Regions from separate parts of the Homo sapiens genome. Here region 2 is linked to region 1. Evidence: chromatin loops called from intact Hi-C (ENCODE). Cell type or tissue: HCT116. All regions are shown on one strand. Links, peaks and the distances in the headings refer to the core of each region. The heading gives the core; the rest is flanking DNA.

Evidence for each region. Hi-C counts contacts between places; a loop is a spot of excess contacts. Peaks named below come from ENCODE experiments on the same cell type or tissue, not always from the same donor. Only the 100,000 strongest peaks of a DNase experiment are listed, where the experiment ranks them.
Region 2: a loop joins it to region 1, with 6 times the contacts of the local background. A loop is called at or near these places in 1 of 110 quality-filtered maps.

The regions. Positions count from the first base shown.
Region 1 is chr4:189,719,497-189,724,872 of GRCh38, forward strand. LOC105377616 (a long non-coding RNA gene) reads right to left here and starts at 3,662. Exons shown (of 2, transcript XR_007058515.1): 1 at 1-3,662. In HCT116, for the core only: a CTCF peak has its summit at 2,056; a DNase peak (open chromatin) is centred at 3,035; H3K4me3 peaks cover 2,735 bases; H3K27ac peaks cover 2,027 bases.
Region 2 is chr4:189,790,757-189,796,132 of GRCh38, forward strand. The region is part of intron 3 of FRG1-DT (FRG1 divergent transcript); the gene reads right to left. Among named protein-coding and RNA genes, the nearest start is that of LINC01596, 88 kb to the right of the region's middle. In HCT116, for the core only: a CTCF peak has its summit at 2,463 (motif pointing left); a DNase peak (open chromatin) is centred at 2,425.

The DNA.
Region 1 (5,376 bases), core at 67-5,066:
ATAAGGATCTGAAGGATATGCAGAGAAATACATGAAAATACAAAATTAGGTGTCTAAATTCAGAAAAGCTGGTAAATATTAATGAAGTAAAATAGCAGGCAAAGACATGTGGGAGGGGAGTGTGACTTAGAATGTAGACCTGAATAAGAAAATTAAAAGTTATTTTAAAGTTAGTTGAAGGACTAAGGGTGGAAATCCATAGGATTCCTGCTTTTTTTCTGTCTATGCTACTTTGGCAAGTATAGTGCATAAAAGACATAAGGAAGATTGAGAAAATCATGGATGATCTTTCTACTTAAATGAAATTGTATCCAAAACCAAAAAACAAAAACAAGAGTGAGAGACAGAACTTTTTCTATGGGTTTCCCACTGTGGAAATCTCCCTACAGACACCTCATGTGTTCTTTGATTATTTGGCTGGTTGGATTATTTTCTCTCTCTTCTGGCTGTTTGCTAACTGAGGTTTTCATTACAGAGGCCGTCTATCACCCGGGTACCAATTCCTGATTAATGGAAAGATACCATCTCTCGACATGGTACCCTCCAGGTTTGATTGACGCTGCTTCGAGCTTTGAGCACGCATCGGTTATGTGACCCCGGGCCTCTTGTTTGCTCATCTGTTTTCATTTTGTGGTATAGAAACTTTACATGTCCAGCCACTACTAAGCAGAAACACAAAGAAGCAATTATCTATTCAATTGATGTTTCCCAGATGCAAGTTATTTAATGCTTTTATTAACCCTTAGAGTGGCATGTTATTCAGTCTCCACACCAGGTGAATATTCGGTAGGAAACGCAGCTCCTATACACACACTATTGTCATTTAAAATTAAAGGGAAAAATTAAAATGTCTCTCCAGCCAAACTAGCCCTTTTTCAGCATTTTTACATATTATGAAATAAATCTAAGGCAACTTTTAGGTTGTTTACAGAGAATAAAAAGTTATCTTTAAATCTAGGGCTTAAAATGAATAATTAGAGGTAAATCTAGTTGGCTTAATCAAAATAACTGCTATAGGAATTACATACAATTAGCGTCCAAATAAAATCCTTAGCCTACTCTATACAGGAAAGTAATATAAATATTAGATAGGAAAATATCAATTCTCTCTCTCATGTCTTCTCAAGATCACATTTAAACCCTTGATCCTTCTTGTCATTTCAAGCACAAGCCAAAATACAAGCCAAAACACAAGCAAATCATGAGGATAAGGCTGAATTTTAAATCTTGATTCCAAAAGCCACTCTCCTATTCTGGTTAGAAAAATAACAAAGCTATGTTCTGTCTTTTATCACTGCACATTTAGGCCACAATCATTCAAGTGTTTTGCCAACAATGAGCACAGCACAAGGTACCAGGGGGCAATGGGTAGACAACCTTTCGACAGCTTATTCCAGCACAGACTGATGCAAAACAAAATGCTGCCAGAGCCAAGTCCCCTTTCGGCTTCTTCCTGGCTTTCTACAATCTTATTCCTCACTTAATTTCTCCATCCTGTTCCCTTCTCTCTGCCCCTAGTAGCCCGTGACTCACATAAGCCTTTCTCAGGCCAGCAGGCACATGGGAGCCTCACCCGGCCTGGGGCCAGCAGATGAACCAGGAGTGTGACCCAGGTCCCAGCAATAACCAGAGGTGACAGGGCAAGGGCTACAGCTTAAGCACTTTGAAGATGAGACTTCTGACCACATGGAGAGAAAATAAGCACCAACCTATACCCGTTGCACAGGGTACAGTAGAGCCACCAAATTGCAGTCAGGAGCCAGGACCTCTTCGCTGGATGCTGTCCTCGCCCATATCACCCCACACCGGGTCATCGCGGTCTGTGTTCATCACTTTCCACCTCTTTCCTTTATCTTTGTCCTATTCCACCATTGCTTCTGCTTCCTTCCCCAAGACTGATCATGTATGTCCCAACTGAAAAACAAAAATCTCTTTTCTGAACCCTGCAACAGTCTCTACCAGCGGTCCTCACACAGGGCAATGCCCTTCCCACCCCCACCAGAGGACATTTAGCAACATCTAGAGACCTTTATGTTTGTCACCGCTAGGGGAGGGGTTGCCACTGTCATGGGGTGTCCAGGCCAGGGATGCTGCCAAACCTCCTACAAGGCACAGGACAGCCTTCTCTCCCCAACAACAAAGAATTGTGTGGCCCAAACTGCCCATAGTGCTGAGGGAGCAACTCTGCTTTGGACACCACTCGCTAAACTTCCCAAATGAACTCCCTGCGTGTTGTCTACACTTAGTGGTTTGCGCTTTCTCCCTCCCAACTCACACTGAACCGCAAGGATTGGTTGGCTGCCTGCTCTGCTGCACACACACAGCTCTTGCAAATGGCACACCCAATTCTACAGAAAAACGCAGCGGATAGTGCAGAGGAGAAACGCAGGTTCTTTCCTCTCTTCTTTGCTTTTACACAAAGATAATCTTCTCACCAAAACTGTGCTCTCAGTGTGACATCAGAGAGAAACCAGAATGGGACTTCACTGACATCACTCACCACCACAGAAATTCAACTAGCAGCTCTCCACAGGCAAGAATACCATCGTGCATGTCCCAGAATTCAGGACTAAGGCTGAGACACACTCCTGGACCCCAGAGCTAAGAAAAGCTGTTGCAATGGTAAAAAGTGGAGAGAGATGTTGAGCGCACACTCCTCCCCAACCTGGCAGAGCCTCACATGCAGAGATTCCTCTGGATCCGCAGTTGCACGGTGAGAAAGTGAGTTGGAGGCAGAAGTTCTGCTTCCCCACCATTCTGGGCCCCTTTGCAGGAGCTCACGCCTGTCTTGTCCCACAGGAAACGCTTCCCCACGATTCTGGGCCCCTTTGCAGGAGCTCACGCCTGTCTTGTCCCACGGGAAACGCTCCCCCGCCATTCTGGGCCCCATTGCAGGAGCTCACGCCTGTCTTGTCCCACGGGAAACGCTTCCCCGCCATTCTGGGCCCCTTTGCAGGAGCTCACGCCTGTCTTGTCCCACAGGAAACGCTTCCCCGCCATTCTGGGCCCCTTTGCAGGAGCTCACGCCTGTCTTGTCCCATGGGAAACACATCCCCACCATTCTGGGCCACTTTGCAGGAGCTCACACCTGTCTTGTCCCACGGGAAACATTGGGAGTGCCCACAGGGCCAGTTAGAAACAAAAACAGGTGGGGCTCACAGCAAACAGGGCACAGATCGGGCCTGGCCCATGGAGGTGCCACATCAGAGAAACTAGCCAGAGGCACCACGCCACAGGAAGCACCCCCACAGGTGCTCCAGGCTCAGCCCCCAGCGTGCTTCAACGCCCTTCGTAATAGCAAACCCTCGCAAATCCAGCATAGAGGGAGCTGCCTCAGCACAGGAGAGACGCCCATGCCACACCCATAGCTAACGTCATTCTCAATGGTGGAAAGTCGAAAGCGTTTCTCCTAGGATCAGGGAGAAGGATGCCCACTCTCACCACTCCTACTCAACATAGCACTAGAAGTCTTAGCAAGAGAAAGAAACAAAAGGCATTCTAATTGAGGGAAGAAGTGAAATGTCTCTATTTGCGGACAAATTGATCTTTTATATAGAACACCCTAATGGCTCCACAAAAAAACTGTTAGGACATATAAACAAATTAAGGTTTCAGGATATAAAATCAACGTACAAAAATCAATAGCGTTCTATATACTAATAACAAATATTTAAAAAGTAAATTTCAAAAAAAAATCCCATTTACAATAGCAACAAAATAAATAAATACTTAGGTATTAATTTAACCCAGGACGTAAAAGACCTGCATACTGAAAACTATAAAATGCTGATGAAAGAAAATGATGAAAACACAAATAAATAGAAATATTTTCCATGTTTATGGGTAGAAGAAATAATGTTGTGAAAATGTACAAACTACCCAATGTTCTATAGATTCAGTCCAGCCCTTATCAAATATTCAATGTCATTTTTTACAGAAATAGAAAACACAATCCTTAAATTCACATGGAACTACAAAAGACCTTAAATAGCCAAAACAATCATGAAGGAAAAGAACACAGCTGGAGGCATCACACTCCCTCATTTTAAACTCTTTTAGCAGTTGCAATTAGTACACCCTAGAACTGGCATAAAAAACAGACAAATCAATCAATGGAACAGAATGGAACACACAGAAATAATCCCCCACATTTATGGTCAACTGATTTTTGATGAGGGTGCCAAGAACACACAATGGGGAAAGGAGAGTCTCTCCAACAAATGATGTTGGAAAAACTGCATATCCACATGTGAAATAATGAAATTAGACCCTTATCTTATGACATACACAAAAATCCACTTAAAATGGATAAAAGATTTGGCCTGGCATGGTGGCTCATGCCTGTAATCCCAGCACTTTGGAAGGCTGAGACAGGTACATCACCTGAGGTCAGGAGTTTGAGACCAGCCTGGGCAACATGGTGAAACCCCATCTCTACTAAAAATACAAAACTTAGCCAGGCTGGTGGCAGGTGCTTATAATCCGAGCTACTCAGGAGGCTGAGCCACGAGAATCACTTGAACCCAGGAGGCGGAGGTTGCAGTGAGCCAAGATCACACCACTGCACTCCAGCCTGGGTGGCAGAGTGAGACCCTGTCTCTAAATAAATAAATAAAATTTAAAAAATGGATAAAAGACTTAAATATAAAAACTGAAATTCTAAAATGACTAGAAGAAAACATAAGGGAAAGTTCTATAACGTTGGTGTGGACAATAATTTTTTTTGGATAAGACCCTGAAAGCACAGGCAATAAAAGCAAAAACACACAAATAAAATGGCATCAAACTCAAAAGCTTCTGCACAGCAATGGAAACAATCAGCAGAGAGAAGAGACAGCCCACAAAATGGAGTAAAATATTTGCAAATCATACATCAAGTAAGCAGCTAATGTCCAAAATATAAAAGAAACTCAACCCAATAGCAAGAAAACAAATAATTAGATGATGTTAAAATGGGCAAAGGACCCAAAGTCCTCAAAAGAAGATTTACAAGTAGCTAGTTGGTACATGAAAAAATGCTCAGCATCTCTAATTATTAGAGAAATGCAAATAAAAACCACAATGAGTTATCACCTCACCCCTGTTGGAATGGCTATCATCGAAAAGATGAAAAATAAATGTTGGAGAGGATGCAGAGGAAAGGGAACTCTTATGCGTAATGGAAATGTAAATTACTACAGCCATTGTGGAAAATGACATGGAGGTTCCTCAAAAAACTGAATATAGAACCAGTAAATGATGCAGTAATCTCACTTCTGGGTGTGTATCCAAAGGAACTGAAGGTAGGTCCAAGAGACGTCTGCACATCCATAGTTATTGCAGCCCTATTCATAACAGCCAAGATGTGGAATCAACCTAAGTGTCCATCCGTGGATG
Region 2 (5,376 bases), core at 114-5,113, 71 kb after region 1:
GATTTAGAAGCATTTGTATTGTCAAATTCTATTGCTTTGCAGTTCTGTTCAGTTTCCGTCACCCCCGGCAACTCACACTGCATCACAGCCAAGCTCATCACCTGGAACACTGCCTTTGTGCCGTGCTCCTCCTCACACGGCTCCCTGTTGCTGCCACATCTCATCCAGGCTCCTCCCTGATTACCTTGATGGCAACACCCATCAGCTGCCACACACTCACTTCTGCTACTCTCCACACCAACTCCCTTCTCCAGTCAGCAGGATTTCTTACCAAGCCACATCTCCTCTCCACCCTACACCTACAGGCAAATGCCAGGCTCATCTCCAGCACTTGGCCTCTGCTCCTTTACTCAGCCAGTATTTACTGCCTTGCGACTATTGCCCAGGCCCGGTGAAGGCTGTTCACATATGTAAGACAGGCTCCCTGCTTCTCAATAGCTTATTCCTCTAACAGGCAAGACAGGATACCCAGGTAAATAATTTCCAGAGTATGACAGGTGTTCCAACAGGCATAGGCAAGCTCTACTTCAGCGTCCAAGGAGAACTCTAGCCTGAGTAATACGCCATCTTACCCCTTCTTAGGACTTTCACGTGGGCTGGCATCATCTCCCCATTACATTGCACAATTCAAGGGCAAGGACTCTGTCTCCCAGTTTCTTTGTTTACCTCGCTATACCTAGCATGCTAGGAAATGATTAGACATGTATATTGTATCTAAACTTGTAGTATAATACACCCATTTTATAAAGATTTGAGTTCAGTTTTCTCTCTGTCTTCTTTTTCTGGAGACAGGGTCTCACTCTGTTGCCCAAGATACAGAGCAGTCCTGCAACCATGACTCACTGCAGCCTCGTCCTCCTGTGCTCAAGCCATCCTCCTGCCTCAGCCTCCCCTGTAGGTGAGACTCCAGGCATGTGCCACCATGCCTGGAAAATTTGTAAAGTTTTTTCTAGAGAGGCTTTCTCACTGTTTCCCAGGCTGGTCTCGAATATCTTGCCTCAAGTGATTCTTCCACCTCTGCCTCCCAAAATGTTGGGATTACAGACATGAGTCACCATACCCACATAATTTCTTAAAGAGTAGTACAAATAATAAATAGAATAAAATACATTTTTTAATAAAAATTTCAGTTTTTAATGGGAAAATATGGATTATATGTATCTAATAAAAATAATCTTCAGTTGATACGGTCCTAATTTTTAAAACATGACTATGTGCTTCATTCATTCATTCATTCATGCTCTCAACAATCGTATACTGAAGACTCACTATGATCTAAGTGCTGGCACTTTCTCTACAAGGACAACAAAATGGCCAACTCTGAGGAGCTTCTGTTCTGAGAACTCTCCAAGAGGAACACAATTCTGAACCTTGACCTCCAAGGGCTTTCTGATGTCCCAGAGCCACTGCATCACTAAGTTGGGGCCACCATGCACAGCAGGTTATTCCAAGCATTTCCAAGCTATGGATATATATTTTGTCCATTGTATTTTTTTCTCCCTTTACTTAAAAAAAAATTTGATGTGGTCTGCAATGTGACTGCCCACTGGTCAGCTCCAGCACGGACCACAAACAGCAGGGGGCTTAGAGCACAAACTAAATGGGGTCCACCACACCCTGCTTTCATCTCCCAATATTTTTCATGACTTTTCCCAAAGAGATATAAGCATTAGTGGTTCTGAACTACTATGCCCATAGCATTTTATTACAGTTTGCCCATATAAAGAGTTTTTGTGGCCCGTATAAAGCAGCAACCTCTTTGATAAGTGACATACAGCATTTCCATCCACCCAGATCCAGGGCTGACCTAGAACACAAAGAGAATTCACCAAAGGCTTTCACCAAAATTCTCTATTTTTCTTTCTGCCTTTCGAGAACTAATTTCTCTTAAAAGAAAGAAAATTATCCGTGGTTTCCACTTAAGCCAAACGGCCAGACAGCTCCCAGGAAAAATCTAGAGAGAGGAGGATGATTGGAGAGGCGGAAAGAGAGGACATATACCTCCTTCCTTCTTATCAAGTCCCAATACTCTGCTGCTCAAGGGAATATGGAATCTCAGAAGTACTTGATATGAAAATGACAAAATTCATTTATTGACAGTTGGGTAAAATTGTATCCTAACACAATCACAGAGAGTGCTGTCGTTACTTGAACAAAATAAAGCAACACAAAAACATTTGGCCAATGAGGTTCACAGGACGCAAGAGACTACAAGCTGGTGAGTGACAGGCATACGTTCAAGCCTTGCACTGTCACGGTATGGGGTCAGATCTTCAGAGAAGTTTTGACAAAGGATTTCACTGCCCTCACAATACATTTTATGCCTCTCCTAAGAAACGCTTAATGTCTGCAATTATGTGTCAGCCACCCAAGAGCCTCAGAACGCTATGCAACCGCAGCATGCAAAAGCAAACGTGTCAGAAAGGAAAACTGGGACGCTACTGCCCTCTGCTGGACACACAGGCGAAGGGCGATTCCTGCACCGTCTTTACCGCACCTGGGAGGAGTTCTGGGCATAGCTGCGTGCAGCTGGCGACACTTTACTCAATACAAGAGGTCTTGAGTGCGCAAGGCCTCATCTGGGTCATGGACCCTGCATGACTCTTGTGACTGCTTAGATAAACTACATCTCACCAAGGATGACTCAAAGCAAGGAGTGATATTGAAATATTTTAATTGTTCTTTTTCAGTAGCTGTTATATATTGAAGAAAACGCTTTTGTCAATGTGAAAAATGCCTATTAACGTTTATTCATAACAGTAAACAATTACCACTGCGGTATGTCAAAAGAGATGGGGATGCCAGTATGAACAGGAAAGAGCTGTCCTATCTCACAGGTCAGCGACGTTACACAGTCCAGTGAGGACACGTATGTATGTCTCTTGTGTGTAGATTTGTTTTGTTTTTGAAACCAATACCTTCTTCAAATGTTGCCTTGAAGTACACATTGCAATGGGGTTGACTTAGTTTGAAAATCACTTTGTATTTGGCAAATGCCCAGTCAGGGACCGCAGCCTAGACACACAGAATGCAGCCATGTGAAGGCCATCCAAGTTCAAACACAAACGAAAAAATTAGTGTGTCCAGTTTCCAGTCGTAATAACTTTACCTTACAGACAAGCCGCTGATTCTCGGGAAGTCTGCTTCCCTCCAAATCCAGCTCATTTGGAAGGGAGGAAAACAACATTTAATGAGCCCCTCTCTGTCCTACGCGTCAGCCCATGCAGCCTCACAACTGCACCTTGGGGTACCCAGGATTACGGACATTTTACAGGTGAGATCACGCTCAGAACGCACGTGCAGAAGAGGCAACTGGCAGTCACACATGGCCCACCATGTCTTAGACTTGGAGACATAATCTCACCTGCACATCAGACTCTCTCGACAAGACCCTTCTAAGCTAGGTGGAAAGAGGTAAGTCAAGGAGAGAACACCCAGAGTCTTAGCCCTGATGCTGCACTGACATATCCACGGTCGGGGACACATCCTAATGCTTCCATGCCTCAGCAGCTACATCTGTACAAGGGGACACTCAGTCTCAAACTTGCCTCACTTCATCGTCAGTCAAATGACTCTTTTTTACCCTTGGGTTCTTGGTACTGAGAAGTATTTAAATTAGTCTTTTTTTAAAGTGGTTGCGTGAGCCAGGTGCAGTGGCTCACACCTGTAATCCCAGCACTTTGGGAGGCTGAGGCAGGTGAATCACCTGACGTCAGGAGTTCAAGACCAGGCTGGCCAACATGGTGAAACCCCATCTCTACTAAAAATACAAGTTAGCCAGGTGTGGTGGCAGGCCCCTCTAATCCCAGCTACTTGGGAGGCTGAGGCAGGAGAATCACTAAAACCCGGGAGGCGGAGGCTGCAGTGAGCTGAGATTGAGTCACTGCACTCCAGCCTGGGTGACTGAGAGAGACTCCGTCTCCAAAAATAATTATAATAAAGCAGTTGTGTAGACCAGAGTGAAGAGCTCTGACTCTAGAAGTCCACAAGGCTGGGTGCAAATCCAGGCACTGCCACTCACCAGCTCCACAACCTGTGAAACTCCAAGCCCAAGTTCCCTGCCATCACCCACAAGAGTAACCGGCCTCCTGCAGTGTTGTTCTACGAATCCCAGTAGCCTGCCCCATGGCCAATGCTCAACAAATGCTCATTCATTTCTCTCCCCAGTTACCTTCAAATGTGATGAGTTCTTTATGTAACTTGAGAATTTAAATCCATCTGGGGAAAGAAACTAGATGATTCTCAGGGCCCTTCCAGTCCTGTACTTCTTAAAGTATTACTATGCAAAGTTTTTCTAAGTACTTCTGTAATCCTCGCATGATTACAGAAGCCAGAAGCAGCTTAAAAGGTACCCAGTTCTGTTCTCTTACTTTAGAAATAAATTTTGACCTAATGGGCTCACCCAAGAAGAAACCAAGACTAGAATGTAGCCCAGTGGGCTCCAAAAGACATGATAATGCTGCTTTAACCTACCCCTAACCAGAATGTTCTAGAGCACACACGGCTGCACCCTCTGAGCTATGTGGGGTTGGTAGGGTGAGCCTCACCTCAAATCCCAAAAGGCAGGATGGAAAGCAGGTAGCGCGCCTGATTAGAGAGCTCCTGCAAACCAGCATCATGAGAGGGACTTTTTAATAATCTGGGTAGAAATAAGCCTATAGTCTTAAACACATTTTTAAAAATATGCAGGATTTATCTTGTGTTGGGAATGTGAATAGATTAGCAAAAGCTTCAGCTGAGCACAGTAATGTAAAACCAGCCAACTAAATAAAACCAGAAGGTCTGAAGGAAAGGGAATTACCTGGGCAGAGCTGGGAATTGGAAGATGTTTAACCACAGACATGCCCCACCCCTTGGCTTCCTGTGCTCTGCAACCCCCACCTTTGGGGGACATTTGAGGCAGTGCTCATCCAGTCATAGCGTAGGCCTTTTGCCTCATTTCATTCCTTCCTGAATTCATTATGGTGTTAAACAGGCCTGCCTGTGACCTCGAAAGCGGTGTGACCACAGCTTGGTCCTTGCCCACATCCAGCATCCTCAGCATCCCGTCTCCTGGAATATATCACAAAGATACTTCACTCTCAACTTAGTTTGTCTTTCAGAAATGAATACAAATAGCACCTTGTTTGATGTAATTAGACTGGGCCGGAGCTTGGGTCTGTCTCCCAGGTTTAACAACAGATGACCTGTTATGTGTCACTTCTGTGGCCCTTCCCAGCAGGGACCCCCACCCACCAGGTCTAATTTCACAGGCTTCCTAATTACTTCTTTGTGGTGTGTTTGTTTCCTTGGGTGATTAGTTTTGCAGAATCCCTGCCTGAAGAATGATTGTGGATGTGCTAGCACTGATGTATTCACTTGCCAATGCTCCCACAG